2 separate regions of the Mus musculus genome follow, and region 2 is linked to region 1. The links are chromatin loops, found by intact Hi-C in ENCODE. Cell type or tissue: heart. All regions are shown on one strand. Each heading gives the region's core, and the rest is flanking DNA. Links, peaks and the distances in the headings are about the cores only. Region 1 overlaps Setd3 (SET domain containing 3). Region 2 has its middle 39 kb from the start of Bcl11b.

What was found. Peaks named below come from ENCODE experiments on the same cell type or tissue, not always from the same donor. Only the 100,000 strongest peaks of a DNase experiment are listed, where the experiment ranks them.
Region 2: a loop joins it to region 1, with 8 times the contacts of the local background. A loop is called at or near these places in 17 of 42 quality-filtered maps.

What each region holds. Positions count from the first base shown.
Region 1 is chr12:108,111,460-108,128,175 of GRCm38, forward strand. Setd3 (SET domain containing 3) reads right to left here. Exons shown (of 13, transcript NM_028262.3): 7 at 7,647-7,705; 8 at 6,783-6,897; 9 at 1,860-1,934; 10 at 671-837. Among named protein-coding and RNA genes, the nearest start is that of Setd3, 59 kb to the right of the region's middle. In heart, for the core only: CTCF peaks have their summits at 7,461 and 10,058 (motif pointing left); no DNase peak of the experiment used is centred there; H3K4me3 peaks cover 699 bases.
Region 2 is chr12:108,034,051-108,050,766 of GRCm38, forward strand. No RefSeq gene overlaps it. Among named protein-coding and RNA genes, the nearest start is that of Bcl11b, 39 kb to the left of the region's middle. In heart, for the core only: a CTCF peak has its summit at 7,709 (motif pointing right); a DNase peak (open chromatin) is centred at 7,771; H3K27ac peaks cover 269 bases; H3K27me3 peaks cover 1,527 bases.

The sequences.
Region 1 (16,716 bases), core at 5,297-13,296:
AGGTCCTGCAGGCACTGGCCACCCTTGCCAGATGCCTACTGCCTGCCGACCTGACTCTGGGCCACGTGCTCATGGTGAGAGAAGGAAACCCACCCACAGTCCTTAAGCAGCACTGACAGTCATCCATGCCGAGCTCACACTTTATCATTAGCCAAATATTGACAAGTTCAATAAAAAAAAGTTCAGAGAATCCATTTTCATTAAGAATGGCTCCTCTAGTCCCTGGAGAACTAATAAATCATAATTCTCACCTTCTCATCACTTCACACCTCCAGTGAAAGAAAATTTAAAGAAACTAACCAGAAATTCAAGGAATCACTGAGGTCATGACTTCATTACAGAAACTAATGGTGGCAAAGAATTAAACAAAACAAATTGATCCATGTCATTAACCTTTTCAAGGTGAAAGACATTAATGACACCAGAGCACTTATTTAACTTAACAAGGACTGCAGGCCAGATCCCCTGGAACTAGCTGTGGACGCTGCTAGCAACACACTTATATCTATCTGGAAGCACTGGTCTGAATCTTGTGTAACAGGGATAAGGGGATTAAGGCTACTTACTTACTACTGTGGAGGAGTTTTATTAACACACCAATTAAACACTACGTAATGGGAATACTACATGCACCAAAGGGAAGTGCCAAGCCACATTACTGTGTACGTACGTTGGGATGCCAGCCCGAGCCAGGACCTCAGCCTTCATGGCGTAGAGCCTGTCACTTTTACTCACGCCCAGCTTAATTTTCACTCTGTCGTGGGAATTATTGTCAAAGAAAAAACCACTGTGGATCACAAACTCTGCATTTGACCGAGTGCCATAAAAAATGTAAATCTAAGATGCAGTAAAGAAGAAAATAGGACATAAAACAAACTTAGTATGCATTCTTAAAACAGAGCAGAGCAAGCAAAAGCTTAGTTCTCATATATTAGCACTACTTTAAAGCAGTAGACAGACTTCTAAAGTAACCACACATCCACTTGGTTAAAGCCTGCTGCATGGAAGGTGAACGTGTGCAATCCTCCTACGCTCCCAAATGCCAAATGCATACCTAAGGAGAGTAAGCCCAACGCACATGTCTACCACGACGAGGCAGGGAAGATGGGCTAGGCTTAGGGAGATACTGACCCAGGACGCTAAGCCTCTCCAGACACAGCCTCCTCTAAAACTGTACTTTAGAATGTACCATGTCTTCCTTTCCTTCTAAAACAGGGGAATACTCTAGAATAGGCCTTTAACTTAACTCCTGTCAGAAACCCACTTCCACAGCTTGTGCACTTTCACACTAACAGGCTATGAACGTTTCTCAAGAGAAGACCAAGTGGAAGGCAGTGTCTGTCTCTATTAGTTTTTTACTATGTGCTGGGTTATAAAACTGATAAATACAGAGATTTATAGATGTGTATTTCAAATTGACTGGGAAACTTAACTGTGCCTCTACTCAAATTATTAGATATAAAAATATACATATCACAGTGAAAGTCTAAGAGGACAGGAATGATTGTTCTAACTCCCTTAGGATTTAGCTACCTAAGCCCCACCTCTTTTAAATACTACCTCTTTATAAAGAAAGAGGTAAATAAATACTACCTCTTTATAAATGTTTTGTTTGTAAAACAAAACATTTGTTTCAGTATTGTATGACAAAACCTATTTTGGCTAACCACAGTATCACATATAGTGGTTCAGTTGTGCAAACAGCTACATTGTTTTCTTCAAAGTACAATTCTAAGCATCTTTCTGACTCAAGATTTGGTCAGTGTCCCAGCTCCTCCCTATGCCCAGTGCCTCCTAAGGATAAAAAGCCACTCCTCAGTGCCCATGGGTTGGCTCTCAGCTAGAATGCAGAAACCTACCTGATCTCCAGCCTGAAAGTCCTGCAGAGCCACACACTCACAGCGGTCATCTTCCAGGTTATAGCCAGTTGTGATCTAGGCAGGAGAGAAAGAAGGGTGAGGAGGCAGGCGCCCTCAGGGCAAAGGTGTCGAGAGGTGCTAACAGGGCAGCAAAGAGCCGGTAAGGGTGCCAGGCATTTCCATGCACATCAAAGACTGTACAGGAAACTGCAAATCTGAAGTAAATCAATCTCTCTTGGGAAAAGATAATGTGCATCATTTCTGGGTCTCCACCAAACACACTATTAGAAAATTACTGCCTTTGAGCCCAGAGTAAGGTTTCCACAGATGACAAAAGGCCCACACCCACACTGGCCGCCCTGCCTATTCACGACTCATGGGGGCCTTTGGGGTTTCTGTATTTACCTACAAGTGTTACTTTTATATAACTTTTGTCCAGGGAGAAATCAATGTGAAGAAAGGATTTAGTTCAGTGATAGAGCACGAGTTTAATATGCTCAAGGCCCTGGACCAGAAATACCAGAAATACATAAAAAGTGGGTTTTTCCTACTATTTAAGAATCAAGAAGACAAGAAAAGAGCCACTTCTAAGTCACAGACACACTTTACTCTGTGATTACAGTGACCTAAAACTTTCAGGTAAGCAAAGGCAAAGTAAATAGTTATTCGTCCCTTTCTTTTTACTAAGCGTTTTTAAGCCCATATGGTAGGTACAGACAGTACAGAAAAGTCCCCTATCCTGACCCCAACCCATGGCACACTTGTCTTGTCTCTGCATGCAATACACAGATGTGACTGCTCTTAAATGCCCATAAACTCTTAAATACCCTTTGAATCTTCTTTTCCAGTTTCCCTCATGCCTACTCCTTGCCCTTGCTTTGTAAACATGTAGTCTTCAAACCTCTTCTGAGTGGTCTAGGCTGCAGCACTACACTTCTTTACACTGCTCATCACAGAGTGATTCTGGATAGTGCCAAGTTCCCAGGAGGCCTCAGAGCCTGGTGTTCTCTGCCACATAGGTCACAGTCCTGTTCCCTCTCGTAGTAGGGTGTTGATAGTAGGAGTCATCTTTAACTCCTACTCTTCTTTGAGACTCAGAAACCATTCTTCTTTTGGGGAACAACCTCCCCCCCCATTTCACCTCTCCCTACCCTCTCTCTTCTATAGCTACCACCACATACGCCTATATAACTGCCTTCCCAGCCTCCATGAACCAGGAATGTTTTTCAAATCAGAGTCTCCAGTGTTTGATGTACAGTCTCTAACACCCGACACTGCCTTTGAAAAGACTGCCTTGAGGCACAAACTCCTGGGGGGGGTGGATCGAGGCCCGATTAAGTAAACAGTCCATCTGGATGCCCCATCCCTCAGAGCCTCCTAGACTGTGTATACTTGTTCTGGCTCCTTTTGGTCACACTCATTCCATCCTGGAGAATCAAAGACTCACCTATTAAGCAGCACCACAGGAGAAAGAGTATGACACATGACTCCCTCACACATACAGAGGACATAACCATTTCCATCTTTGTTTCAATTTCCTCAGAGTATATCCATTATTTGCATCATGTATGAAGAAGGAATGACGTTATGCATACGTGTTGATTCAACTTGAAAAAGACAGCGGAAAAACTAAAGAAACAGATTACAGCTGTGTCCATGTGTCCTACTCTTTTGTCCTAGACCAGAGTGTATATGCTTGTCACTTCAAAGCAACAGATAACGAACCTCCTAAAGTAATGGGTGGAGGCCGGTGAGGTGAAGTACCACCTGCAATCCAGCACTCAGAGCTGAAGGAGTTCCAGCCATCTGTGACTACATAGCAAGTTCAAAACCAACAAAACAAAACAAACAAACAAACAAACAAACAAAAAGCATACCAAAAACCCCAAAGGAACTATAGTATATGGGCACTGTAGGAAGGTCACAGAGGATAAGGAGGGGATTGTGTGACAGAACGCCCAGGGTAGCTGGCCTAACCTGACACTAACTCTAAGTGTCAGGAGCATCTGAGGAACAAGTGTTCTTCGCAGGAGCAGCAGCAAGCACAAGCACTGACGGGGCTGTACTGGGATTAGGGACAGCAAGAAGTCAGAAGTAGGTGAGACTGTACATGTTTATGAAAACTGGGGTTTTGATCTGAGCTGAGATTCCAAGTATCTTGGGGATTTTCACCAGTTAATCAGAGGGCCCTGAAAGCTTTCTACCACAATGACTGACAGTCATGTATGATACTCTCACCACAACACACACAATTGTCTATAAACCCCTTAGCAGAGACCCTCTCAGGTAAACTGACAGGAAAAAATCCATCAACTCTGATCATTTTGGACAGATCCAGCAAGATTAAAGATACACATTTGTAAAATGAGGGCAACTGTGTGGTGGTAAAATGTTTGCTGTGCAGGCATAAGAATAAGAATTGGATCTCTAGCATTTACGTTAAGTTAAATAAACAAAGAACCCAAGCACAGTGGTGTGCATCTTTCACACCCTCACAGAGGGCCAAAGTCAGGGAAACCTTCTAGACCACCTAGTGAAAGTAGCAAGCTCCAGGGTTACTGTGTGAGACCTTGTCTCAAAAATATGAGGTAGAGCTGGGTGGTGGTAGCACACACCTTTAGGGAGCAGAAGCAGGTGGATCTCTGAGTTCAAGGCTAGCATGGTCTACAGATCAAGGTCCAGGACAGCCAGAGCTACACAGAGAAATGCTGTCTCAAAAACCCAAAAACCAAACCAACAAAATATGAGGGGGAGAACACTAGAGAAAGCCATGCAGCCTTGACCTCTGGCCTCCATCCACACAATACTAACAGTGTACACATACACACACACACACACACACACACTCACCCCTGCACAAACCTGTGAACATGTATACATGCAAGAGTATTCACACAGAGACATATTTCCTATAGCTTAGGAATGGGCCTAAGAAAATCTTAAAACCTGCTTCTCCAGGGGCAAAGGACTTCACTCCCATTCACCAGAATCCTAGGCAGCACTTCTTCTGCCTTGCTGCCACCACAGAGAGTCCCTAGGGTCCGGTACTGTTGAAAGCAGTCAGCACTAGTGGGTTACACCTTTCTCCTCAGTTCCCCTGTGAGAGTCTAATGGCAGGAGAGTCCACACAGACACACAGAATAAAAGCCTTTCCCTGAAAAGCCAAACCTTGAGTTCAAGTACCTCATTTTAAAGGAGGTTAACTGGTGATGAGTATGATAGATATGCAGCTTCACAGTTGGAAACTGCATTCCTTAAATGCTGCCACACTCAATGCCCCATAAAACCTCATGGCAACAGAAAAAAAATCAACTAAGGTATCCAGTTAGGTGTGTGGGACAAGGATGACATATTGGCTTCTTGAACAACCTTTCTGAGGGTTAGCAGAGAACAATGGTAGATTACAGGACACACAAATTACATTAGAGAAAAAGATATACCAAGAGTTTTCTGTTATTCTTAATTTGAGATAAACTCAAGAGTGCACAGTTTTACCATACCAGCAGGGACATAACACCAATGCCCAAACTCAGAACACCCATGAATATGTATGTAAGGGTGCCACAAACAGTCAAAAGACAGAAGAGAGTGGGACAGTACCCTCAGTTGCAGCAGCCTTCCGTGCAGCTAATAATCCAGAGGACACTAGGATTGCAGGGGACAAGAGTGGCTTATTTTATTTTACTAGAGACTTCTGTATTATTTAATTCTTTTTGATTATTTAATATTGGAAATGAAAATAAATTTTAATGATCAACTCAGTTTGGGAAATAGTGATCTAGTTCCTATAGAGGGATAAGAAAACACAAGGGTCAGATATTTAAACTTCAAGCTTATCAGTTTAAAAATGTCTCTCTCTAAAGGAAAAAAAAGAACAAAGAATATAAAAATTATATGCATTAATGAAAGTGTAAAACATGCTACTATTTCTTAGTCCTGCTAATTAAATTAAGCATATCTAAATTAAGACAAAATGTAATTATAAAAGTATAATTCTTCCTAGCTACAGTTCAGATATTGTGAAGATCTGAAAGACTACCAGAATTAGCAGGAGGAATTTGCCTTGAGTGTTTGCTGCACAGCGCATGTGCTCAGGCCTCTGTATAGATGGAAAATAATCACTTTCAGCATTTCTTTAATCTATTTATAATATTGCTAATAATAACAAAGCAAGCTGGCACTGCAGAACAGGAATCAAACCCAACTCACCCTGCAGGCCAGCTATGCTGAGAACTTCAGAATGAGCTGGGTTTGTCAACCCCCCCCCCCCCCCAACACACACACCTGTGTGAGTCCTCATCAGAGAAAGCTTCCGCCCCATGTCATCTGGAACCCAAGAATGTGGAGGAACAGGACTTGCCCTCTTCCCTTACAGAACTGGCCACAGGAAGACGCTTCCTGTCTTCACTCAGCCAGCCACCAGGCAGCCCTGCACTTGTGCCCAGAGCCTAGCACACACACCTGCCATACACAGGCTCCAGAGCAAAGCAGGTAAACCATAGTGGCCGAGGAACAGAGCAGGGCAAGGGGCGAAAGGAGTCAGCAGAGAACAGAAAGAAAGAGCCATAGAGAGAGACAGAAAGATGAAAGGTTTTCTTCAATAAATTCCTACTTGTAAGAGAATAAAAAGCAAAGTGGCCCATTGAGCCTGTGGTCCAGTGAGACAAGAAATGACTGTGAGAGCTGGGGCTGGGGCTCAGACCATACAAACGCAGTCGCCGCAGTCTCTCACAGTGCTCTAAGATTGGAGTTTTCAGTCTTCAGTATGAAGAGACACCCAGCTTCTATTAGAGGCAGGCAGGGAAGAGCAAGGGTTGCTTCTGCTTGTCCTGGAGAGAGCTGGCAGGGGAATAAGGAGCCAAGGAGAATATGCACTCAGAAGCTCAGCAGCCCCCAGCCTCAACCCCAGGAAGAGATCTTTACCAGGCCATTGGTATGATTGCACATGTCCCATAAAGGAATCAGAGCCAAGGTCACCCGGGAACCATCCTCTGTAGGAATTTGGTTTTGCCGTGTCATAACTGATGAGACGGCCCACCTGTTACAAAAAAATAAAATAAAATAAAATAAACAAATTAAGAGTAAATTTGTGGAAAAGCCACCCCCACAAGAACACACTCAATTAGGAAATTGAGGTTGTGAGTGGCTGCCAGTTTTCAGGCTTTTTTGTACCATTTAGAACTAAAGGCAGAATTGAGAGGAGGAGGGGGCAGAATGGCAGGAAAGGAAGCCTGCACACAGCCCACCGAGTATGCAAAGGAACTAGGAGAAGCAGGGGTCTCAACCTACGTGGTGATGAAACTGCTCTCTCCAAAGCCAGCTCCCCCTCACCCAAACGCTGACTTCAGCGGTAGGCAGGGCTCTGAGCCTCACTGACCGACCAGTGGGTGCTGCTTCTCCTCTCTAACAGACCCCTCCACGGTGTGGACGAGGCATGGAACACGGCACTTTTATTACATAGCACAGTCCGTTAGCTCTATGTTCCAAAGAATCCCTGCTTCACACTAATGTTAATCTACTTAAAAGAGAAAAAGTCCTTTAGCAACACTTAACACTAATGTTAAGCCCAAACGCCCCTTGGCTACCTCAGGCAAGCTACTGGCATTACAGGTTCACAGCGGTTTCTTGGCAGCTGTCAAAACGCCAGTGCTTATCGAAGCCGCTCACCCTGGCTTTTGAGACCGCCCTATTTCAACACTGTAAGTGGTCGCAGCAGGCCACTTGCTGCCGAGCTGCCCTCACTTCCAGATCCTCAGAAACCACCCGCAACACAGCGCCCTCACAAACCTGTAGTCCTCGTAAGTGAAAGACTCCTTCAAGGGCAGTTTGTTGGCATGAGGATGGGTCTGGGAATCAACGGTTTTAGGAAGCAGAGGTGGGGGGGAAAAAAGGGAGAAAACAGAAATCAGTCAACAGAATTTCATTATTTAGCTGCTAACAGATCCTAACAAGAGCCAAATGAAGCAGGAGGCGTCCAGCCGCGCAACTGAGGGATCAGTGTGCTATTGTGCCCTCATACATCACTGTCAACTTAATTTGTTGTGCCCAGCGGCCGCCATAAATCTGCTCCTTCACACTTCCATCCGGAACCCACAGACACCACACAAGACAGTGTAAGGTGGACTGCTGCACAAAGGCAGGCACACCCTCTGCTACGAGTACGAGCTCTGAGGGAACATGGAGCCTGCAAAGCCAATAGGGAGGCTTGCCTCTCCCGGGGTCTCATGCTCTGCTAGATTTTATTCTCTTTGTATGTCACAAGAAGCAACACTTACAAACCCTCTAGTACGTTGGAAATACTCTCACATTCTCTAATAACACTTGATGACAATCGACTTAGGTGCAAATGAATTATTTACACAGTAAATGTGGATCAAACACAGGAAATCAAGCAAAGTCAAGTCTTGTGAGAGAATGAAGTAAATTATACAAGTAAGATAAAGATAACACAGACAATCATTAAATTACTTTTTTCTCTAAACAAAAGAACATTTGATAAAATATCCAAAACTTTACACATGGAAGAAAATTTTATAGCTTCACATTCCCTTTTTATAATGCCCTACCCCTTAGACCTGTAAGCACTTAAAACTCTGTCTCAATTAAGGAATTAAAGCTGTAACAGTGTGATTTTAACCTTAAGTTTCAGTTACAGTCTGAGACAGATTGCAGTTAAGTGATCAGATTAACAAACGGTTGTTTCTGAGCTGGAGACCAGATCTGCGGAAGCTGATCGTGTGCCTGCTAGTGTGGCTCCACGCAGCAGTTTTAACTCCAGGTACGGCACGGCAAGTGCACTGCAATTCATCACCGCTCCCTGTACTGTGCTGGCTGGTACTGTGCGCAGGGCAGTAGGGAATGAGGCAGAAGTGGCTCAAACCGTAAATCACTCAGAAAAACAAAAGCTTGTCCTTGGTGCATAATCTTAGACAAATTATATATTACAAAAGGGGCTAACTGGGTGTTAGCTCCCAGGTGCCTGCTTCTCCTCTCTTTATAGCCTCATTTTAAGCCTTTGGAAGAAAAGTCAAAATGTAAAACTGTATTTACATAATCTTTAAGATGCATGTTGGGCCAGGTGTATCTGTACATACCTGTAAACACCAGCACTTGAAAGGCTAAGATGGGAGGATCAGAAATGTGAGACCTGCCTGTGCTACCTAGCTAGTACCTGCCTCAACATAAATAAATCACAATGCGATAAAATGAATATTGTACTAGCAATGTGCAATTAAATAAGAGACTTTAAGGGGACGTACAGAACATGACAGGGCACTTCCAGTCTGGTTCAGGAAATGGTATGCTAGGGGAGGTCAGCCCCGCCCCACCGGCCTGCCCTGGAGCCTGTGCTCTGAGGATTCGAGGTATGCCTTCCTCTTACTTATCACATTTAGCCAAGACAGAGTCCAGATTTCCCTTTAAACATACTAATCACCATAAGGCCCTTTCCTCTTCTCAAAACTAACCTGGTAAGAAGAGACAAACTGCAAAATAGTAAGGAGAACGGATTCTATTGACCAATTTTCCTTTCATTTGTAATAAAGTGAAATCTCATTTTATCTTATGATTGAAAACTTTGCACACCCAAATTCTCTTTCCAAAGTCTAAAAGATGCAAAAATTTTATTTTTAAAAAATGTTTTAATTCTCTTAAACTATGGAATTTACTATGGCCTTTTGAAAGTTGGTAAATACCTATGTGAAATCTCAGAAATAATAAAATTTTAACACCCTCCCCACAAAAGGCTGATATTAAATAAGGGAAAAAATTGACAGTTTTCAGTTTTGAAAAGCACTTAAACATTCTTCCAACAGTTGAGTTTCTTTATCTTGGATTCCTCAAGAACATGTATGGCCACTCCAGGACTAAGAAGATGGAAGGCTAAACCAATGTGCACCTTCTAATAGTTTGCATATATCCTGCATGACCTAACAGTTCTGATAAAATCATTAAAAATAAAAACCTCAGTAAAAAAGATGTGTAAGTATATTTTCTGTGTGGTTATATAACATTTTCAGAAACAATTAGAAATAGCTGTTCTCAAAAAACCAGGGTGTGCCTAGTACACATGATCCTGTATGAAAGCCAGTCTGCACTGACACATGAACCTAACAGTCGGAAGCACAATGTGGCACTGAGGCACAGCCAGTGCCTTCCTCCTCAGCAGGCTCTCTCTACTGTGACGCCAGCACCATCTATTGGCAGCATCAAAGAGTGCATGCAGTCCCTACCAGCAACATTCAGCTTCATTTGAATAAAATCAGGTTTCTAAAAAAAATCAAACAAACAAACAAAAAACCAAAAACAAAACCAATGCCAGTACCTTTCATCTGAATATAGTATTCTTGAAGGATTTAGAGGTATTTGAATATCAAAAATAATTCATCTATAATTTTTCTTTAATGTTTAATACTTAATGTTGGAAATAAATGGCTTCCCTTATTTAAAAAAAAATGAACAAAACTAAGACAAATGTAGATTGCAAACAATTTTCATTTAATACCTGAACAGAAATAAAAAAAAAAACTTTCACTGTTGACTAAAATTAATTTGAAGTGAGCTGAAAGCTTATCAAATGTCCTCACGTGATGAAAATATTTCACTCCTAGTACAGGGCAAAGATACTCTGCTCCCTTCTGGAAATAAGTCTGACCTGCTTCCCCACGGCTTTCCCTGGATTTTAAAGATTTCTGCAGTTGAACCATGAACCTCATTCTTGGTGGCCAATTGATTTTAGTGTCATAGTTTCCCAGACAACGGTTTGCATGTGGGACCAGTTTAGAGAATCCTCAGACAGACCCAAGAAACAGGCCTCCAACGGGAGCCGGCAGGGGCTGACTCACTAGCTGCTCCACCCAAAATCCTAACAAACAGCGTCCGAAACTAGACACAGGCTTCCTTCCAATCATAAACAACACATGATTATTTCTTGAGCATAATAAATAGTTGATGTGGAAATAAACAACAGCACAGCTTTTATCAGACGGGGAGCATGCAAGGCTGAGTTTCTAAAGCCAGGGCTGGTGATGCACACCTGTAATCCCAGTTACTCAAGCAATGGCCAAACTGGGCTACATAAAACTCTACCTCAAAAATAAGTGAAAATTAAAATAATTCTAGACTCTCTCTGCAAAGTCGGGCGACCCTCTCAAAGCTCTCCTTTTTCCGTCCAAAGGAGGAGCCCTCAATAAGGAGGAACAGCAATATTGTACCTGTACAAAATAATCACTATGTCTGGGAAAGATTAATATCTAAAATTGTTTGTTTGGCTTCAATAAAAAGAAGCAATATTGCTAAATATGTAAGTATGACATTTTGAAGAATTTACCATATTGCATGGGTCTGGTAGTGATGCTTAAGGAAATTAAAAACCACTACAGTCAGCATAGTTGATCCTTATTAAAGTGCTGTCACGAACTACCACTCACATAAAACAAAAATAAACCAAGAAGAAATTTAAATAAAATCTATGGATTATAAGTGTTTGAAGATGGAAAAATGAATGATATTCTGGCTTTTAAAATTGATTTAGCATGCAGCTTCTCTTTATAGTCCCTTGATAAAAATGAAATCTCCCTAACAAACACTTAATAAAAGCTGTCAATATCTCTGAGAAGAAAAATGACACAAATGCATTAAGTATTAAATACCCTTGGAAAAAGTCACATATTCCATGAATTTTTGATGTACTATCTTGACATTAATGTAAAACCTTGATATTTATAATTGACAGATATTTAATAAAGTATAAAAGAAGATGGCTGCTATGCAGCATGCAAATTCCTCAGGCTGAGAGAGGAGCGATCCAGGGTGCACTTACATTAAATAAACAGTTACTGTGTATCACACAAGTCAGTGGCAGTCGTATTTTAAGCTCTTACAACAAACCTCTGTGAAGAACCAAACAAGTACACTCCATTATTATGTGGATCCCTAACCCGGAATCGTTTAGTGTGCAAAGCAGCTTCGAAACGTTAATAGTTGTGCACAGGAACAAAATGTGTTTGAATCAAGGGTGGGTTTGCGTTTAGCACCAGGAAATAAGCAGTTGTAAACATTTAAAAATGCTACTTGCATGAATATGCTCAGGTATTTCCTAAAACAATTCTCAAATGAAACAAATGTAACCTATCTAAAGGCTGAAGAACACTGATGTTCTATCTTCTGATAGATCATCATTTGATGTAAAAACGAAAAAAGAAAGATACCAACACATAAAGGGCCCAGAGCACGAGTCTTCCCAAAACCCATCATCCCTTTGTGCTGGGGTCTCTTATGCCTGGACTGCTTTGCTTCAGGAGGCCAACCTGAATACAGCAGTCACTTCACAGAGCCACTCCATATGCTAAAAGGGAAGTTGATCAGTCCATAAAAATGACTCCTAAAAATTGTATGTTAAAGAATTTACAACTGTTGTAATGCATAATCAATTAATTCTCAAAATACAAATGCAGTCCAGCACTGCTCTTTCAACAGTTACAGGAATGCATTTCATAAGTTGTACCTAAGTTTGTTCTGATGAAAAGCCATAATACTGTGTAATTAAACTGACGATTAAAATACATTTATCTTACATGCCTTAAACATAAATTAAAAGGAACATGGGTTCATCTGCCAAGACAGACACACCTAAGTCCAAAGATGACCCCATTTCTCTTACTGCTACCAGGATGAAACCAGACACAGACCTTCATATCTGATATTGGACGCAGTCACATATGTTTCATAACTGGGATGCTTTGCAGGGCTTCTGAGAGAACATCATTTGATGTACATTGATAAGTACTTCAGCAAGTCAGACAAGAGAACAGAGACGCGGCAGACAGCCCCGTCAGCTGTCACCCAGGTCTGGATGGAGCCCTTCTCCCTTTGAGACGATACCAGAGGAGGAAAGGAGGTTTCCCTGGAAGGAGGCAGAATGAAGGGGAGATGCAAGATGGGAACTAAAAGGACGCTCCATGACCAAGGCAAGCCAGAAACAGCACACATCACAGCACGAACCTAGGAGTCAATGAACCCTCTTCTCCTATTGTATTTCCTAGTGGACACAGAACAGTTTAACAAGGACAAATCATAAAGCAGCCATTGAATCTACAACTTAGTTCTGATGCCCATAAATCAGAATCAAAGCATGGTTCATATATTCAGCTCTTGAAGGAAAAATCAATTTTTAAGACTTTTATTTTTAAACACAGATTACATTCAATTCTTTGGGGAATTTTTTCATCATAAAGTTCTTCAAACTCACTCAATATGATCAAATAAAAATTTAACTACATCGATACACATCTAATCAAGAGTTCCTGCTTTTTGCTCACATGAGCGCATGTACACACACATACACACACAAACATGTGTGCATGTAGGGGAGAGTAGATTTTTATCCTAGCAAATATATATCACCTTAAAACAAAATATGAAATTAGAATAACAATATTGATCATTACATTTAAAAATACTTTTTAGATGACTGAATCTATAGTCTACCTGCAATTTAAATTTAACTGCAGTTTGCTAAAATATTACCAAAAAACCATCTCTACAGTGTACTTATTAGTTACCATGTGTATACACTGAAGGAAAATCAACCATACATCAAACTGTGCCTAAGCCAGCCACATATGAGCTATCAATCACTTATTTACTCAAATATTTACTGATTTAGAAAGAAAAAAAAACTAAAAATAAGTTAACAGTAGACAATTAAAAGTTATACATCAGAGTGAAAAATTTTAAAAAACAACAACTGATCCATCAACAAGTCTTGCATACCTGTGAAGGCACATGAAGATCCAAAATTAACATCCAGCAGAGCCAGAGGAAAGACAGACAAGAAAAGAAGCTGGTATGGCGAGGCCACAGTCCCAGCCCCTCTAGGTGGTCCATCCTCTGCAACCTCCCAAGTCGCTGGAGCTGCCAGTCTAAGGCATTTCCTTTCCCTGCTAGTAAGCTACGGAGGCAGATACACGGTTTTAGCCACCAGCAGTGAGTGTTTCCATTGCCTTTAGAGCCTCAAAGACATCTTTCCCTCCAAGACAGAGGAAAGCCTTCATCCCAAGTGAGGACAGCTGTGACAAGGGCACCTGAAAAACACCTTACCTGCACAGGCCTGCACAGCAGGTAAGAACATGGGAAGCAAACCCTTTACAAACACCACCTCAAGGGCCCAGAGAAGCGCTTCCAGGGAACACAGACAGATACACACAGAGACACACAGAATTGTTTCTGCCATCTAGGTGGCAAAGAACCATGCCAAACTTTTTTCTACTGTCTCTGAACATCTCTCCATCTTAAGAATCCAGCAAGCAATATATATCAAAAGATGGCCTAGTCGGCCATCACTGGAAAGAGAGGCCCATAGGACTTGCAAACTTTATATGCCCCAGTACAGGGGAATACCAGGGCCAAAAAGGGGGAGTGGGTGGGCAGGGGAGTGGGGGTGGGTGGATATGGGGGACTTTTGGTATAGCATTGGAAATGTAAATGAGTTAAATACCTAATAAAAAATGGAAAAAAAAAAAAAAAAAAAAAAAAGAATCCAGCAAGCAACAAGGCAAGCTCTTACACCGCCCTGCTCACTCCAGGAATATAGTGTTCACCCTGGGAAAGTCAGCCGAGGAAACTGCTGGGCCATCTCAGTGTCTCCATTCAACCATCTGAAACCTTTTTCTTTTCTTTTCTTTTCTTTTCTTTTCTTTTCTTTTCATTTCTTTTCTTTCTTTTCCTTCCTCTCCCTCTCTCAGCTTACTTTTACACTCCCTAACCTCAGACATCTCTGCTGCTTGACAAGAGGATTCAGCCAAAAGAAAGCCACATTTCCTGGTCTCCATTAAGGGGTCAATGTTTACTCAGAAGCAAAATTCCAAATCCTCCTCTCCATGTTAAAAAACAAACATCATAAAATGGAGAAATCAACACAATAGCAAAGCAGTTATTTTATAGGAACATATTTTCACCAAAAAGCAAGCTAGCAGTATGTGGTGGCACACATCTTTAATACTCATGAGATAAAGGCAGGCAGATCTATGCAAGTTCAACGACAACCTGATTTATATAGTAAGACCCTTCTCAAACGATACCTCCAAACAAAAGCAGACAATGATTTCAGCTGCACAATACAGTTTACTTTTTCATTGTCTAAGCTGGGATGACCATGATCAGGAGTGTGCACTTCAAGCCTCTTCCTTTACAGAGTGCTGACATCTAGAGTGCATCTATAAATCTTGACCTAGGAAAAGAATGGCCTAACTAGACACAAGGAAGTGTTCTATCTCCAAAACAGCAGGAATACAAACAATGACTGCCAGCTCTGTATTTTGTGAAGGTTATCAGCAAGAACCTTATTGGTGTATACTTAATTACCAAAATTCTTCCAAAATAGGCACCACTGTTATGATGGTTTGCATATGCTCAGTCCAGGGAGTGGCACTATTAGAAGGTGTGGTCCTGCTGGAGTAGGTGTGGCCTTGTTGGAGTAGGTGTGTGGGTTTTAAGATCCTTATCCTAGCTGCCTTGAAACCAGTTTTCTGCTAGCACCCTTCAGATGAAGATGTAGACTTCTCAGCTCCTCGTGCACCATGCCTGCCTGGATGCTGCCATGCTCCTGCCTTGATATTAGACTGAACCTCTAAACCTTTAAGCCAGCCCCAATTAAATGTTGTCCCTATAAGAGTTGCCTTGGTCACAGTATCTGTTCACAGCAATAAAACCCTAAGACAGAAGTTGGTACTGGAACTGGGGTGTTGCTGTGATAGACCTGACCATGTTTTTGTTTGGAAGAATGTGGATTTGGGAACTCTGGATTTGGAAAGCCATGGAATGTTTTAAGTGGGGCTTAATGAGCCATCTTAGTAGGAAAGTGGAAGACTTTGTTCCTGTTAGTGATTTGAATTGTGCAGACCTGGTCCAAAACAGAAGAATGTCAGTATGTGGCCTAGAGACGGTTTTGTGGATTTTACTGAAGAATGTGGCCCTTGTCTAAAGAGTTTGCCTGAGGTTACGGTGAAGAGATTCAGATTAATCGCACTGATAAGAAGGAAGTCTCAAAAAGCCCAGTAGAGACTTTGTTCTCTAGTTAAGTCTCATGGAGAGCATTTTGAATAAGCATAGCAAGCTTAGAAAGGAAAAATATAAACTATATGGTTTGAGTATTAAAGGTACATCAGGAAGTGAAATGGAGCCAAATCCTGTGCTCTAGGAGATAACAGATTGAGGGAATGGGACTTTGGGGGAAGACCCTGCTCAGCTAAGTTTTGATCCAGGCATGGTGGTAGACACCTTTAATCACAGGAGATAAAGTCAAGCAGATATTTGAGTTCAAGCCCAACCTGGGACAGAGCAAGCTCTAGTTGAACAAAAGCTTAAGTCTAGGCGTGGTGGTACACACCTTTAATCCCAGGAGACAGGCATGGAGATCTCTGAGTTTGAGGTCAACCTACAGAGCAAGATCCAGGACAGCCAAGCTTAGTCAGTGAAGGAGTTGGAAAACAGAAAGCTGGTGATAATGTAATAGAACATGGGGGCCGGCCATGTTCCAGCTCCTGCAAGCAGCAGAACTTGGCAGCTTCAGCTATGTGGCTCTGGCTTTAGAGTCAAGAATAGAAGAAACTACTGGGACAATTGATGCTGGTTCGCTGGAGCTAAGAAATAAGTAGTGATTAAAAAGAGACCAGCATCCCTGTGGTGAAGTCTTCTGGAAGTGTTTTCTGAGGGCACAAAGAAGCTGTGTTCCAGAGATAGCCAAGGTTGTACCTCGTGTTACAGCTGTACTTGGTAATGTGTAAGAGTCACCTCGGTGGTACTGGTTTTGAAGGCATGAAGGGGTCATGAAGAGCATCTGAGGCTTGGCTCTGTGAGA
Region 2 (16,716 bases), core at 3,165-11,164, 80 kb before region 1:
ACAGAGAGACCCTATCTCAGAAACAAACAAACAAACAAACAAACAAAACAAAGAATCCATCATGAGAGGGAACTGTAGCACCTAGCAGCAGGCATGGTGCAAGATCAAGGGCAGAGAGCAAACCAGAAATAGAACAGGTTTTTGCTCCCAAAGCCCACCCCCAGGGATGTACTTCCTCCCCAAACAGTACCACCTACTGTGCCTATGGGGAACATTTCTCACTTAAACCAACACATAGTCCTTATATTCACTTGAAGCAACATCCCCAACATTAACAATGATGATACCAAAATGTCAGTCAAACTCTGAAAATGCTGGAGATTTTCTGCATCCTAAAAATGTCAAATGTTCAAAAAAAATGTCAAATATTCATCCAAGACTTAAGTGTCCGTGGAAACTCGAGCAAACACGCCCATCTAGTTAATATGCAAATTTGCTTTAATGTTTAATAAATGATAAGATGATATGTGTACTGTTTTAAATTAAATATCTTTTGTGATTTATTATTGATGAATGTTTGACTGATGTATCTATATGAAACACCTTAACATGGGGAATTCTTACATAAAGAATTCTTGGGTGAGGGCCAGTGAGATGGCTCGGGGGTAAAGGTGTTTGCCACCAAACCCGATGGCCTGAGTTCAATCCCCAGGGACCCACATGATGGAAGAAGAGAACTGATTCCTGCAAATTATTCTCTGACCTCCATACATGCACTGTGACAGTTGTAACCCACCCAAATAAATAATAAATAATAAATACATACATACATGTCAATTTTTTTCTCTTTCCTGTGTGAAAGGATCATGAGCAGAAAAAAAAATATTAAGCAAGCCCATCTCTTTGTGTCCCAGTTTCGTTTTGTAAACTGGGAGCTGTGAAGCCCCCTACCCAGGCGCGTGAGAACAGAAGCAAGGGATGTGGGGATAGAGGGCCTGATTTTTTGACGATGGTTTTGGCTATGGGAAAAGCTGGCAAGGGAGAAGTAGTGTGCCTATGGTATTTTGCGACTTCTTGCACATCAATAGTTGTTTCCAATGAACAAATAAACTAACAGACATAAGCACACTGCACAGAAATCCTTCAGAAAAGCAGTGGCTCCTGTGTCTGTGGCAGGAACACTGTAAGACGGTTTCCACTACTCAGAGGCTGCGCTTGTCAACGGATCTGTGGCCAGATTGTTTATTGCATCCATAAAGACCCACCTGGGTTGACTCAAGTCTGCTTTGAAATATGTTGATAACTATATTTCAGCATCATTAGCTTCCTTTCAATCCCTGAGCTTGGTCTCCAAGGCCCCAAGAAAGCATTATTCTGAGAAGAAGGCCCCCAGCTGCCCCAGGTGGGCCCCCAGCTCCCCCCCCCCCCCCGGGTCCAGGGCACAAAGCCTCTGACACTGCCCTGGGGCCCAGGTTGTCTGAGAGCCACCTGCTTGCTTGAGGAGCTGCGGTCCAGACAGGGGACTGGTGAGCCCATGGGGCCCACTTGGAAGGAAAGCTGCTCCTCCAGGAGAAGGAAACTTTCTTGTCCCCCTGGCCCGAGGCCACCTTGAGTGCCTGTTTACTCTAGCAGGTGGAGGCCACACCAGGTCCACTCTGGGGCTGCAAGGTGGCCTTTGAGACCGAGAACAATGACACATTGTGGCCCAGCTACAGATAAAAGAGAAACTTGGCCCAGCTGCCAAGCCAAAGCGACTGTCCTTCAATATTAATGCCCCAAGGCGTGCCTGCCCACACCCTGGCACTTTCGCCTTTCCGGCCGTTGGGGAGAAGGCGATCCTGCCGCTGCTAATGGAGGTGCAAAGGCCAACATGCCGGGCACTTTACTGTCAGCTGCTTCAATAATCTTTAACCTTCACTGGCCAAAGGGCTGAAACCCAGAAAGACTAAACAAACAGGGGTTGGGCCCACAGGAGAGTGACTCAAGACTGGAGGAACCAGTAGGCACCCCATCTTTCCCAAACTCTATGTATGCTCCCAAAGTCCACAAAGGGGATCTGAACACTCAGAGCAAGAACTCGAGACCCACTATCTCTACTCTATGGAGTGGTGAGATGCAGGACACCTGGGTAATGAATGCTAGCTTTAGGCTGCAAGTTCAGGAAGGGAGAGCTGATGTCACACTCACTGGCCATATCCAGGTCTGGAGTTGAGGCTGGACACACTGTAGGAGTAACCCGTTAAGGAGAGAAAAGGATGTGTGAGGTATCAGATATGCCCTGGGCTAAGCTGGCCCAGCCCGCCTGTACCCTCCGTTTCCTCACCTGGGCAATGGGCACACCAGCGCCTCTTCTCAACATCATCTGATAGCCACTGCCACTCAGGGAGCATTTGTTCCTAGCAAGGACATCCCTTGCTTCAGGTCTTAGTACCTGGGTAGAGGGGACTTCACAAGCCCCATTTTGCAAACCAGAAACTGAGACACAGAGAGATGGATTTGCCCTAGGGTGATACCAGGTTCTGCAGCCAAGTGTCCACGAGACCCAGGTTGTCCTCTATCCCCTCCGTTATGAATGGAAATACAAAGACCAGCCACGGTGGCTGTGCAACCGGCGAGGGACTGTAGCTCAAACCTTGAACTTGATAGGTGTGAGTTTGTGTCCAATGACTTCCTTGCTCTGAAACTGAGGGGAACTGTCACTTTCCCAATCCTCAGTCGCTCTTCATCTTTTGGGGGTGGGCTGGGGGTTGGTTGTTTGAGACAAGGTTTCTCTATGTATGAAGCCTTCCCTGAGCTGAAACTCATCTGTAGACCAGCACACTGGCCTCGAACTCACAGAGATCCACCTGCCTCTGCCTCTGAGTGCTGAGATAGATAGATAGATAGATAGATAGATAGATAGATAGATAGATAGATAGATAGATAGATAGATAGATGGATGGATGGATGGATGGATGGATGGATGGATGGATGGAGGGAGGGAGGGAGGGAGATAGATAGATAGATAGATAGATAGATAGATAGATAGATAGATAGATAGGAGAGAGAGAGAGGGTCTCTCACTGAACTGACTGACCTGGAAGCCCTTGGCTCAGCTACAGTGGCTGAGATCCTCCTGCCTCCACCTTCCCACTTTTGGAGCAGCCCTCCAGCCTGCAGTGACCGATCCCTTCCCATCCTAAGAAGGTGTGGACACAGCACCAGGATCTGAGTCCGAAACCACTTTAAGACACAAAGACAGAAATCCGAGAGCCCCTCGGGGCTCCTAGTCACTTATTGGTTCACATCTCGGTCTCATTGCCTAACACAAATAGCCGCTGTGTACAAGAAGGAGAAGAAGAACTAATCTGACCCCATCCCACTCCCCAAGCAGCAAGAGCTTGTGGAGGGGTGAGGTGCACCGGAGATTGACAGGGATGTTTTCAGCCTAGAATACGAGTCCTAAAAAACCCTGTTGCACAGTGCTGGTCTTTCTCCTGTCTCAGCTTTGCTTACACAATGTCCCCTCTCTGACCACCCAGGGCTGGGCCTGCCAAGCCTTCCCACCCCTGCTGATAAGGTCTCCTTCCACACCTGGGGCAGAAGGTCACAAAGACTCCAGCAGCAGTTGAAGAGGGTTATGGTCCTGCGGATCTGCACAGGGTGAGGCCTAGGGAGGGAGAGATAAGACTGGACAATAAAAGACAGTCAGAAGAGGGGGGCCAGCAGGGAATGTGGCCACGCGGTGCCATCGCCTTATGAGCATAAGGGACATGCAAACAGTCAGCCACACGGGCCTTATCTCCCCCTCCTGATCTGTAAATGATCACCCAGAGCCCACCACTGGCCTCCAGAGTGACAGCTGCGCTGGTCACACAATAGAACGGAACCACAGGGCACTGGGACTCCTGGGTCAGAGAGGCAGTGAGACTGGCTTGCCTGCCAACTGCCCTGGGCTCTGATCACAGGTTAGGAGGCTACTGGAGCTTGCAGCTGTTTGGTGGCAGGACCCTGTTTGGAGCCAGCTGCCCCTGATCAGGGGCAAAGAGAACCCACCTCTCACTCCCACGCAGACGAGGATCTAGGAAGATCACTGTCTTAGTTATAATTTAAAGGGTTGATCATGGTTGGACTAGGCTCTGTGAGTCTATATGGCCTTAGCAGCATCCAAACAGCCCAAGGCATGAAGCAGGGGAAGATGGCTAATGGTCTGCAGCAATCCTAGCAACAGGCTTATCCGGTGTTTCCCATGTCTCGGCACCACAGGAATGCACCTTCAATACCCAGAGAGGACCTATAATTCCTGACCCCTGGTGTACTCCAAAATCTACCCAGCATTCTTGACAGTCAATAGCTGAGGACAGGGAGCCTTAAAGCCACCATGAGCCTGCTCTCCAGAGTCTTTCTGCCATATATGGGAATGTCACAGGCACGAAGAGAGGCCTCTCGTGTGTGTGCATGTGTTTCCCGTGTGCTTGCATGTTGTGGGGGGACTACATGTGAACATGCGTATGAAGGCAAGAGGTCAGCATCCGGTTTCCTCCTCAATCTCCATCTTGGTTTTAGATGAGGCCAGCAAGCTTCTCCCTCCAGGCCCTAGGACCTGTCTCCAGTGTTGGGATTACAAACATACAGCACAACATGCAACCTTTAAATGGGTTCTGAAGATCCTCATGCTGAGCCATCCCCCCAGCGCCTCTTTTGACACCCTAGAATCAGCAACCTGGGACAGAGCAACTTAGGGCAGCTTCCGTGGCTTCCTCTGCCTCGTGGTCTACTCTCTGCTGTGTGGCTCAGGAATGCAGGACCCAGTCAGGACTATATCGACTTAGCAGCTTAGCCTTACACCGAGCCACTGGCCGGTCCCTGCAAATGGGAAGTGAAGAAGAGTCTGACGTTCCTTTTCTGCCCTCTCCTTAAGTGAGCACCATGATGCTAGCTTGAGTCATGTCCTCCTCTGACAACAGCTTCAACCAGGAGACTTGACCCCACCTTACACCCCTCGGCTAAGGGAGGGCTCACAGCTCCTGCCACTTGGTATCTGTGGCCCCTAACTACAGCAGCAGCCCTGGTGGCTCCTTTAATTCCAGTCACACCTCAGTAAGTAGGTGCTGAGAGAGAGAGAGAGAGAGAGAGAGAGAGAGAGAGAGATCGCCCACACACTGTTGGTGGAAATAAATTAGCATAGCCATTATGGAAAAGAGTGTAACAGGTCCTCAAAAAACAAAAAACAAAAACAAAAAAACAACAAAGAAAAACAAACTAGTATCAACGGCCATATGGTCCAGTCATCCACTCCTGGGGATTCGGGATTTGTCCGAAGGAAATGAAGTCAACATGGGGGGGGGGGGGCAGCTGCATCCAAACAACCCAGTACTGCTCAGTGTCCCCAGTAGAGAAGTGACCTAGGTATCCATTGACAGATGCACACAGAAAAAAAAAAGTGGTATGTGCACACAATGGAATATTACATAGATACATGTAATAGATACATGGATAGAACTGGAAGATACAATGATAAGAGAAATAAGCCAGACAGAAAAATGGAGACACTGCTTGCTCTCAGCTGTAAGGGAAAGGGAAAATTGATTTCATGGAAGCAGAGAATGATACAGTGATCCCCAGAAGGCAGAAGGAGCAGGGAGGAAAAAGAGGGAAGCGAGAAGGTGGTTAGAAACTGCAGGACTCCTTCACACCTGTGGCACAGTAGGGCAACTGTGACTGACAATGAAAGGGCTGTTTATTTCTAACTAGCTGCTAGGGGGATTTTTAAACATATCCCCAACACAACGAAATGATCTGTGGTGGCCTTGATGGATGCCCGGGTGACCGGTATCTGATCTTTGTGTGGCGTGTGCTTCATTGCAATGCCTCCCTGCTGGGCTGGAAGGTGGCTCTTCCGTTAAAAGTTTATACTCTGTCTTCAGAAGCCCTGAGTTCCCAAGACCCATATTAGATGGCTCATAACTGCCTCCTGGACTCTGGGAACACCTACACTGATGTGTGCACACACAAAGAGACAGGTACACAGATACACAATTTAAAAACAAAAAACTTAAGAAAAAGAAATGAGATAGCGAAATTACCATGTATCTTTTTTATCCAAATCGGTGTATTTCTTAAGTTAAGTTACTATACTCTGTACTCACTGCGTAGCCCTGACTGTTAGAGCTCCCTCAGGGAAGTGGAAAGGCTGAGACCCCATCACCCCAGCCCCTACTTCTACGCCAGCAACAAAAGACCCCATCTTTTGAAAGAGATGCATCCTTCCTCCAGCCTGTCCCAAGACAGCTCACTGGGCCAAAACTGAGCTGTTCTCTCTGGCAAGACATCTCTGTGGGTTTTCAGTTTGTAGGGTCTCTCCAGAGAACGACAGGAAAGCGAGTTATGCTGCAGACAAAGGGTGGCAAAGGAGTCATGGTACAAGGCTCTGGGACCTGAGCACTCTTGCTATGTCTCTACCTGAAGCAGCTGCCTGGCAGCCCTTTATGCCATCCAGGAAGCTTGGCCAGGATTGGCTCTCTTAGTCACATCCATCACCATGCGAGCTCTGGAGGGAGCCTGCTGCTCATAGGCACATGGAGTCCCTGGTGAAGCTGAGACCTAGGTAAGAGCTATGACTCAGAGGGAAGAAGAGATGTGACCTGTGAAGGTAGAGACAAAGTCATTTGGGTTTGAGCCCAGCCCAGACACGAAGGGTCAGCAAGCCTAGCACAGGCCAGAAGGCCCAGGTCCAAGTGTCTAGAGCAAGGTCTGGAGAACTGAGAGAACATGATCAACAAGTGACCTAGAAATACCACAGTGACCCCCACCACCTCCTTCTGTGCCCTCTCTAGAGACACATTTGCATCCACTGTCTTGTGCTAATTAATTAATATGCAGATCCTAGAGAACTACAGTTATTACCAGGGCAACCAGAACAGGAACATAGCAGAGCCACTAAGGCAAAGTGAACAGGGTACCAGGCAAAGGTGCCTTCGAAGCCTAAAGATGGGGTATGGGCAGTTCTATTTAACAGCCTCAATCCCCATTTAAACATTGACTGTGAACCTACAGCGTGCACCTCAAGGACAATGTCTGGTCTCATCCTCGCCTTGAGCTCACCTCCCACAACATAACTCTGCATTTCTCAGAATCCTGGGTTTCTCCTAAAATCCCCAGACCGAGGACAGAGAGAATCAGTATCCAGGACCGAATGCATTGTTGAATTTTGTGTCTGGAAGTTGGATGCAGTGGTATGCACACACCTTTAGTCCCAGCACTTGGGATGTAGAGGCAGGGTGATCTCTGAGTCTGGAGCCAGCCTGGTCTACAAAGAGAGTTTACAGTCATTCCAGGCCATAGAGAGAAACCCTGTCTTGGAAAAAAGAGAAATATAAAACAAAAATCAAAACCCAAAATAAAATGTGTGTCTGGCTGTGACTCACTTACAAGCTGGGGGCCTGAGTCAGATCAAGTCTGGATTAAGAGGGACCCCTGAAAAACATTTCTTTGGTAATAAAGTCTTTTGAGTCTAGTTTTGTAATTTGGGGGGCTGTGATTTTGTTTTTTAACGAAAGGTCGAGCAGCGTGCTAGTAAGTTTCATTCTGTGGAAAGCCAGTTGACAGGGGTTTGTTGTGGCACCACATGACAGCGGAAGTGAGGCCGCAGTGAACATCTGAAGTCTGAAATCGGCATAAAGACATTACCCTTCACTACCCCATTGTAAAGTCCATTGAAATCTCCCTTCAACCCTGTGTGGGTGGAGCGGAGTCCATCAATTACAAGTGAGCTCTAACCACAAGGGGGCGCCACTTAAGCTTATAAACCCTGGTCTGGGGCTTTGGTGACACAGCAGCGGCTGGTGATCCCTGGCACAGAGCCATCATGCAGAGAGCTGGTGGTTGGCACAAGGAGACTGGGGTGGGCACCGAGGCCCTGAGAAAGCACCTAGGTGGGCTCACCTGCTCAGCTGAACGGAATGGACTAAGATAATAATTGATGACCTCTAGAGTTCAGGTGGCTTTTAAAAGGCACGAGAAAGTCAAGAGTGAGACCTCGGGACAGCTGCAGTGTGTGGCCTGCACTGTGCCCACGCAGCAAAGAACCACTCCCCTCCCCCCAGGAATAGAGGCTGCATAGAGGTCAGAGCCTGGGTCTGGTAGCTGACCACACAGGCCATAGCCAGGGGACAGGCTTGTAGAAGTGAGAAAACACCCCTGAGCTGAGTTCTCACCTCCTCCCACCTATGTGACCTCTGCTTCCGGACCTGCCCTGTCCCAAGTCCTCCAAACCCTGACCTGTCATGTCAGTGTCCAAAGGAGGACAGCCTTGAACCCCTGAAGCCAAATGACTGACAGGTGATTCCTTCCAGGGACTTCCTGGTGGCTTTGCCGAGTGTTCCATTATGCCAGGGTTCACCCAGAGGCCACGCTCTCATTCCCGGTCAAAGTACAGGGATGTAAGCCCCTAGCCAGCCCTCTTCAGTGAAGGTCCTTGGGCTCCCTAGAACCCTTACCTGCCAGATGCCAGGCTACTTGTTCAGGGTTGCACTGGCCCCACCTTGGCCTCCAAGAGCCAAGCTGGGTATAGTAGTGAACACCTTTCATCCCAGCATTTGGGAGGCAGAGGCAGGAGGATTTTGTGAGCCTGAGGCAAGCCTGGTCAGAGGAATAAGCTGGTGTGCCTGTCTTTAGCAGGTCAAAGACACCTGACCAGCCCAGCCAGCGTGGCTTTGATGTCTGCCTGCCAATGGTGCACGCCTATGGATGTTCGGTGGGTTGCCACGCCCAAGCACACCACCGAGTTCTGGGCACGGATGGGGCTGAAGCCAGGAGAGCTCCTGGTGACTTGATGCCAGAGTGTGGGGACTGGTCTCCAGGACAGGCTGTATCTACCGACCAGCAGCTTGCTGTGGCTGAGCACGCACATGCACACACACACCTCTGTGCACATGTTCTCACACCTACCCCTTGCAATCATGCTGAGATGTAGGGAAGGTGGCCTGCGATGCTGTTGTGGGAAATGTCTGGAGCTTGATTCTCTGACTCCGTCTAGCTCAGACCCTGGCCACAGAGGTCATGGTCTTCCTTCTCAACCCCAGGAGGAGCCTCAGTGTGAATCGACCACACTTTCCCCAGCATCTCCCTTTGGATCAAGCTGGCTTGGTGACCAAGGAGGCCCCTTCCGGAATCAGTATCTTTATGTGCCATAGGCCTAGATCCAAAGTCTTATCTCACCTGACTATGGATCCTAAGAAAGCTGAACAAAACACACCTTGCACTTTTGAGCTCCAATCTCTTGTGTGTACACATCTCAGAAACACACCAGTGTAGAAGTCCACCCCTGTCAACCCACCGATCCAAACATATTCTGGCTGACCTCCCCTACCACCACCTCCCAGGAGCCCTCCTTGATCATTCCTGAAAGCCAATGCTTTCTGTCTAGCCACACCCCTTGTCACCATCTGATCTTCCATCCCATACCTCCCTGAAGGCAGGGGCTGATATATACCCACTGTTCATCATTGGAGCCTTCCCAGAGCTGGATCCTAGAGACGGGCAGGTATGGATGGGAGGGGAAGGAGGCAGGAAGGGCAAGCTGCCTCTGAGCTTCCGCAACAAGAGCTGCATCTCCCGGCAACGGGAGAAGGTTGCTGACTTTTCCATATGTTAACTGCTCTCCTCTTCACTCCAGCCTTTGCCTAAGGAGCAAACTTGGAGTTTGGCAGCGAACCCAGGACTCAGTGCTTCTCTGCTCCTCCCAAGACTCCAAGAAGCATTTTCTTGCTTGAGGAGTTTGCATCCTGACTGGGGGAGAGGGCACTGCCTGGGGACTCCAGTGAAGGGACAGTCTCCTTTTCAGACAGTCCCTCCCTCCCAGACACACCTTTTCCTGACTCCAGTGCCCTGGAGGCATTTGAAAGCAGGCCTATGAGGAGCCCAGCCACCCTGAGCCAAGGGCCTACTGCTCTGTCCTTGCCCTGTGAGCTGGCTCATCAAGGAACACAGCTATGCCAGCTTCATCTGGCTGGTGTCCCTGGTCCACCTCCTGTCCTTACCTCCACCTTGGCCTCCTGACCTCTCCAGTGACTCTTACTGTATCCACAGCCCTCCAAGCTTCTGGCTGCTGAGACTCTGGTACCCGAGGTCAGTACTGGAGTCCACCCACACGTGTGGGCTGGCCTCACTCTGGTCTGACCCAGCAGCATACCTGGTGCTTATGCCTAACTGGACACGTTCCTTCCACCAAAGCTGACCCATTATCCGTAAAATCATCTGAACCAACGCTGACCTCTAGCCTTTGGACCACAGGGGGACAGGGAGGTTGGAGCTGAGATCCAGTGTCCTCTTTGGCAGAACACATTGGAAGCCCTCATCCAGCAAGGTTTGCATGGATTCAGAAGCTATGTTCCCATTCCCATCACTCCAGTGGCCCAGCCCGAGAGGAGGAGGGAGTGGCTATATTGGGGTGGGCAGTATAGCCGCCACTTCCACTACATTTAGCCCTGTCTCCAAATAGACACTTTTCCAGGGTCCGTGATTAAGAACATAGACTTAGCTAGAGTTCAGTCTCCCCTCGTATTGTCTGCGACGTGTGATTTAAGCCCTGAGTCTCAGCCCCAACATCTGAAATGGGGACAATAGTAAAGATTCTTGTTTCTTTGCTTATTCCCCCCCCTCCCCCCAGGAGTCAATTCTCTCCCTCTACCATGCTAATTCAAAGATTGAACTCAGCTCATCAAGTTTGGTCACATCTTTACCCACTGAGCAATCTAGCCAGCTTGTTTTTGTTTTTTGAGGCATGAGCCGGTACAGTTCAGGCTGGCCTTGAACTGGCTATGTAGTTGAGGACTGATTTTCTGATCCTCCTGGGATCCCAAGTTCTACAGGTATGTGCCACAGAACCCAGTTTTATGCAGTGCTGGGGTTTGAACCCAGTACTCTATACATGCTAAGAAAGCACTCTACCAACTGAGCTACCTCCATAGATTAGAGAAAGTGATACGCATAGAATCTTAACTCAGAAAGGATGTTAGCTTAGTTGCTATTGTTATTGTCTATCAAGAAGCTAAGGGCCTGGGGTCCCGGGCTATATTTGTCTGAGGAACAGATGCCTCCTGGTCCTTATGAGTCAAGCACAGGACTGAGCACAGAGCCTGCAGGTGCTCAGAGGTGAGGCTGAGATAGACCGTAGGTTCCCTAATACCCCAGAAAGGTAGACAGAGCTGGACCCAGCAAGCCTTCCCCAAATGCTGGGGAGTGGAGGACAGAGCAGCAGCCATTCTGGGGCCCAATGGCATGTGCAGCCCAGGCTCCAGCAGCTGTGGGAGGTTGGGTGGCCAGGGCCAGGGAGGAACAGGGCTGGGAAGAAGCCCTCAGGGCCCTCTGCCCTGGCAGTGGCTACAGCTCCCATACTTCCCTAAGCCAGAATAGTAATGCTGTGGAGGTCCTTCACCTTCTGGAATGGGAAAGGAATTTCTTTTTTCCTTACTGGAAAAAAAAAATTGGGTAATTTGTTCTTAACTCCATGAGACCCCCTCCAGCATCTTTCTCTTATCTGCCTTCCAGGGGATACCACTGCGCCCTACTCTTTAGTGTAGGCTTGTAGAGGAAGGACGTTTGTCTAATCAGCACATATTGATAAATGTATCATTTCTAGCCAGGCATGGTGGCTCAGGAGACTGAGGCAGAGTGGGGAACATCAGGAGTTCAAGACTGACCTAAGTTATACAGGGAGTTCCAGTCCTGCTTCAGGGTGAGACCTTGTATCAAAAAAGATTTAGCTGACAAGTAACAATTTTATAAGTTTATAGGGTACAACATGGCCTACACACACACACACACACACACACACACACACACACACACACACACGCACGCACGCACACACGGTACAACTGGTCCACACACATGCGCACACATGCGTACCCGCTTGTGAACACATACACACAGGTAAATATGAAGTGATTCCCTCAGTAGCCCCACAGCTTCACTCTGCACCAGCCACACCCTGATATTTCCCTCTTGAATGGCGGTCCCACCTTGTCCCACTGCAGCTGACCTGAGCCAACTGTCCAGAAGCTCACAGAGTACAGCTCAGAAACACACACGCAGGGTCTCACAGCCCAAACCACCTGCTGTCTGCCCTGGCCTCTGCCTGTCCTGGCTTCTGTCTGTCCTGACCTCTGTCTGGCCTGGTGTCTATCTGTCCTGGCCTCTGTCTGCCCTGGCATTTGTCTGTCCTGGCCTCTCTCTGTCTATCCTGACTTCTGTCTGTCCTGGCCTCTGTCTGGCCTGGTGTCTGTCTGCCATGGCCTCTCTCTGCCCTGGCCTCTGTCTGTCTGCCCTGGCTTCTGTCTGTCTGCCCTGGCATTTGTCTGCCCCGGCCTCTCTCTGTCTGGCCTGGCCTCTGTTTGTCTGTTTTGGCCTCTGTCTGTCTGCCCTGGCTTCTGTCTGTCCTGGCATCTGTCTATCCTGACCTGTCTGTCTGCCCTGACCTCTGTCTGTCTGCCCTGGCCTCTGTCTGCCCTGACCTCTGTCTGTCTGGCCTGGCCTCTGTTTGTCTGTTTTGGCCTCTGTCTGTCTGCCCTGGCTTCTGTCTGTCCTGGCATCTGTCTATCCTGACCTGTCTGTCTGCCCTGGCTTCTGTCTGTCTGCCCTGGCCTCTGTCTGCCCTGACCTCTGTCTGTCTGGCCTGGCCTCTGTTTGTCTGTTTTGGCCTCTGTCTGTCTTCCCTGGCATCTGTCTATCCTGACCTGTCTGTCTGCCCTGGCCTCTGTCTGTCTGGCCTGGCCTCTGTCTGCCCTGACCGCTGTCTGTCTGGCCTGGCCTCTGTTTGTCTGTTTTGGCCTCTGTCTGTCTGCCCTGACTTCTGTCTGGCCTGGCATCTGTCTGTCCTGGCCTTTGTCTGTCTGTCTGTCCTGGCTTTTGTCTGCCCTGGCCTCTGTACCTCCCTCTGCAGCAAACCAGCCAAGGTTGATCCTCTGGTTCCTCGGAAAGTGATGAGACATTGATGAAACAAAGAACTAAAACAAACAACGCACCTTTTCGAAAACTTAGGGTGAGATTTAATCATTTTTTATTCACACATCAGATTTAGGAGTGGGGACACCTGGGTGAAGAAGAACAGATGCCCCGGAGAAGGAAGGCGCCGCCATCTTAGATCTGGTCTCAGGTGGGTCTTCAAAGAGTTACCGCATATTACATGGTGCACACGCCCCTTACCTTTACCGAGGTTCCAGCCGCACTTGTAGATACCCAACGCATCATGGATGGGATATAAAATGTCCCCGGGGGCTCTTAGGAAGGCTCGGTCTCTGGCTGGTAAGGCTATTTTGGTAAGTGGTGGAAATTTTAGAAGGTAGAATGTAGCTGAAGGAAGTGAGGCCTTTGAGTGGCAGATCCTTGTCCCTGCCTCTTCCTGTCTCTGCTTCCTGACCACTGTGAGGTGAAGAAGCAGTTCCTCCAAGCAATCCCACCTCTGTGGTGCTCTGCCCCACCACAGGGCCACCACAGGGCCACCACAGGGCCACGTTGACTCTGAAATCAACCTAAGCACTCAGATACTTTGTCACATCCACGAGAAAGGCTCTAATAATAATTTTTAAAAAAGGTCAACTCTGGTCTGAAAATACTAATTGGAAAATTCCAAAAATAACTCATAAGTTTCAAGTTGGTTTTACTATATCACGTTATTACAACTGTCCTATCTTATTAGCTGCTGCTCCTCTCTTACTGCGCCTGATTTACAAAGTAAACAGTGAAGAAAAACATGGTCTACTCCAAGGGCTGCTCCCTGGTTTTCGGCCTGGGAGGAATAAACTTGGCATGCATCCTCCTGCAGGCTGCATATCCCCCGTGGGTCCTGAGATGGGTCCTGTATGGGAAGATAATCTGTGAGAACTCAAGAACAAAGCAAGATCTCGTAGAAGGAGTAGGTTCACGGGAGTCTTACCAATGGCACATGTAGTTAGAATTTCAATCCTAAAAGCCCATATAAAAGACACACAAGCCAGATATTTTACTTCTAAGCCGTATGCCTAGATAGAGCAGACCCAGGGCTATACTGACTTATTCCCCCGGCTATACTGCTCCTTGTTACTTGCTGTTTCTCCTGCCCATAACGGCCTCCTCCTCCTTAGCCTTCCTCTTCTCTCTTACCCTTCTCTCAAACCTCCAACCCCACCTTTCTCCCTCCACTGCCCAAGCACAGGCTCTAGCCTTTTATGGACCAGTTAAATTAGGGAGAAAGTTCACGTGGCATTGTTTGAGGATGCTGAGGGGTGGGGGAGGCAGTCTCATCTTGAGGAAGCAGTATTTAGCATTGAAATGCAGGCAGCATCAGACTAATCCACTGTAGGCATATCCTTTGCACTTAAAAATAGTATTTGTGGGCCTGAAGGGATGTCTGGGCTCAGAGAACCCAGGTTCAATTCCCAGCACCCACATGGCAGCTCACCACTGTCTGTAACTGCAGCTCTAAGGAGTCTGACACCATCACACAGATATTCATGTAGGCAAAAATGGCAGTGCACATAAAAAAATAGTAAATAAATAAACAATTAAAAATAGCATGTGTGCCACTTGAGAAGACACAAAAAGTATTATTCCCTTTTTTGAGAGATTTATTTAGTTTTATCTTCCGTGCTTGATTGCCTGTGTGTCTGTATGTACACCTTGGGTACGCAGTGCCTATGGAGGCCAGAGAGTGCATTGGCTCCTGGGTGGTTGTGAGTTGCCACTTTGAGTACCAGGAACCAATCGCTCACCCCCACCCCAGTCCTCTACCAGAGGAAGAGGTGCTCTTAACCTCTCAGCCACATCTCTCCAGCCCCGAAACACAGACTAACCCTCCCTTCAGGAAGGAAGCTCATCTGCTTCCTTCTAGCCCCAGCTCCAAGGGCTGCTCAGCACCTGTGCAGACCGTGACCAGCTCCTGAGAAAACCTGACCTGGGTCCTGCCAGACCCTACGTGACCCAGACCGGCCGCACTTGGGTTCCAGCCACGGGGAACGGCTTACGGCTTACGACTGCTGGAGGTGTTAAGCGTGGGAGCCTCGAGTCTGTGCCTGCAGCCACGGAGATGGTCAGGCCTCCAGGGTACACCAGAAGCCCTGGGCCTGTGGTGCTCACAGCAAAAAGAGCTGAGCGTCTCCCAAGAGCCTCAGCAGAGAGATCAACAAGCAGTCTGGGCTTCCAGGTAGCTCCAGAGCCAACGTAAAGCAAACTATGGCTCAAAGGTCCTGAGGTAGGCATCCCTGACACTGTCTGGCGTCTTTCTCATCTATTCAGACCCTTAGAGGGTTGGAGGAGAGGCCCACACGTGTGGAATAGACTGCCTGTTTTTAGTCTACTCATCTAAATGTTAGCCTCACCCAGAGACACCTGGCCACCCTGGGACAGCCCAGCATCCAAGCAGACCCCTGCCCTGGGCCTGATGACCTTTCATGGCTGAAGCACTGCTCCAGCCTGCATGAGGTTCTTGGTGTTCTGGGTGTACTGAGGATGCTGACATTGCACGCACACACACCATCCAAACACCCAGTTCAATCTCAATTCCATGGCTGCTTCAAAGCCCTCTGTGTGATCCGTGCGTGCATTTAACTCTCCCCACTGGTGGCTTCCTCTCATCTTCGTACCGCCTCTTTTTCTCCCAATCCCCTGGATTCCTCCAGATCTGGAAGCTTAAAAGGAGACCAGGAACGGGGCCTGGTTTCCTGACACGCTTCCTCTCCGCACAAATCCCTCGCGTGTGTTCCGCTGTGTGTGCCAGGCTCAGGGGACTTCCCTTCAGCACCTCCTCGAGACGGAGCCTCTCTTCTCCATCCTCTCCCCTGGACCCAGTCCCTCTGCAGTTCTTCCTGCTACTCAGACAGGCCGTGTTAACTGAGCCGGATCCAGCCGGATCTTAGCCTGATGCTTGTGGCACGTTTCCCAAGAAGGCTGGGCTGCTCTGCCTTTCTCCTCTGTGTTTCCATGTAGCTCCCAAAGCAAGATATCGTAAGCCAGGAGCACAGGAACCCTTAGAGGATAAGCCAATTGCATAAGCACCCAGAAGGAAATACAATTCTGGCTGGGAAACGCATAAGCCGCTAAGCCCTCAGAAGCTACACCAGCCTAACCTGTGACCCAAGTGGCTGTGAGGGACAAGTGTCCTCCACAGAGCAGGGGATGCTGAGCCATTGCCCATCTGCAGAAGGTTACCGTGAGACAGAAACACCTGCTTCATCTCCAGGCATCTTTCCACAGTGGCCGGAGTCCTGCCTGTCAATAAAGTCCAGTCTCCTCCCAGAACCCAGCAGACTGTCCAGCTGACACAGTAGTGAGCAGGAGAGGCCCAGCCAGCATCCAGTGAGCCCCAGAAGAAACTTTTGTCTGTTTGTTCAACAGCAGCCAAGGTTTCCTACGGAGGAAGCGGAGAACGGCGTTGCCCCACGTGAAGCACCCAGACGCCGGGTGTTCAGGGTTGCTGATTTAGTGGTGATCGGATTGGTCTTCAACAAGCAAGGAGATGAATCCAAGATGGAGACACGCAACTGTCTGATTGCCCGGACTGTACAAAACGGACCCTTGCCAGACCACAGCAAACGTGTGTGGGGTCAGTTCTTTGCACCTGCTGTGGGGTTCTATGTCATCTCGCTGCTGAAGGGACCGATTTTTTATACACACGGAGTTTAAACTCTTCAGACACACCCCAACAGCAGTCAAGTTAAACCAAGCCCTAAACTCCAAATTGGGAATCACTATGACAAAACATCTAAGCCTGATATCTTTGTCCATGTTCACATATGGGGAAACTGAGGCTCATCATGGGAA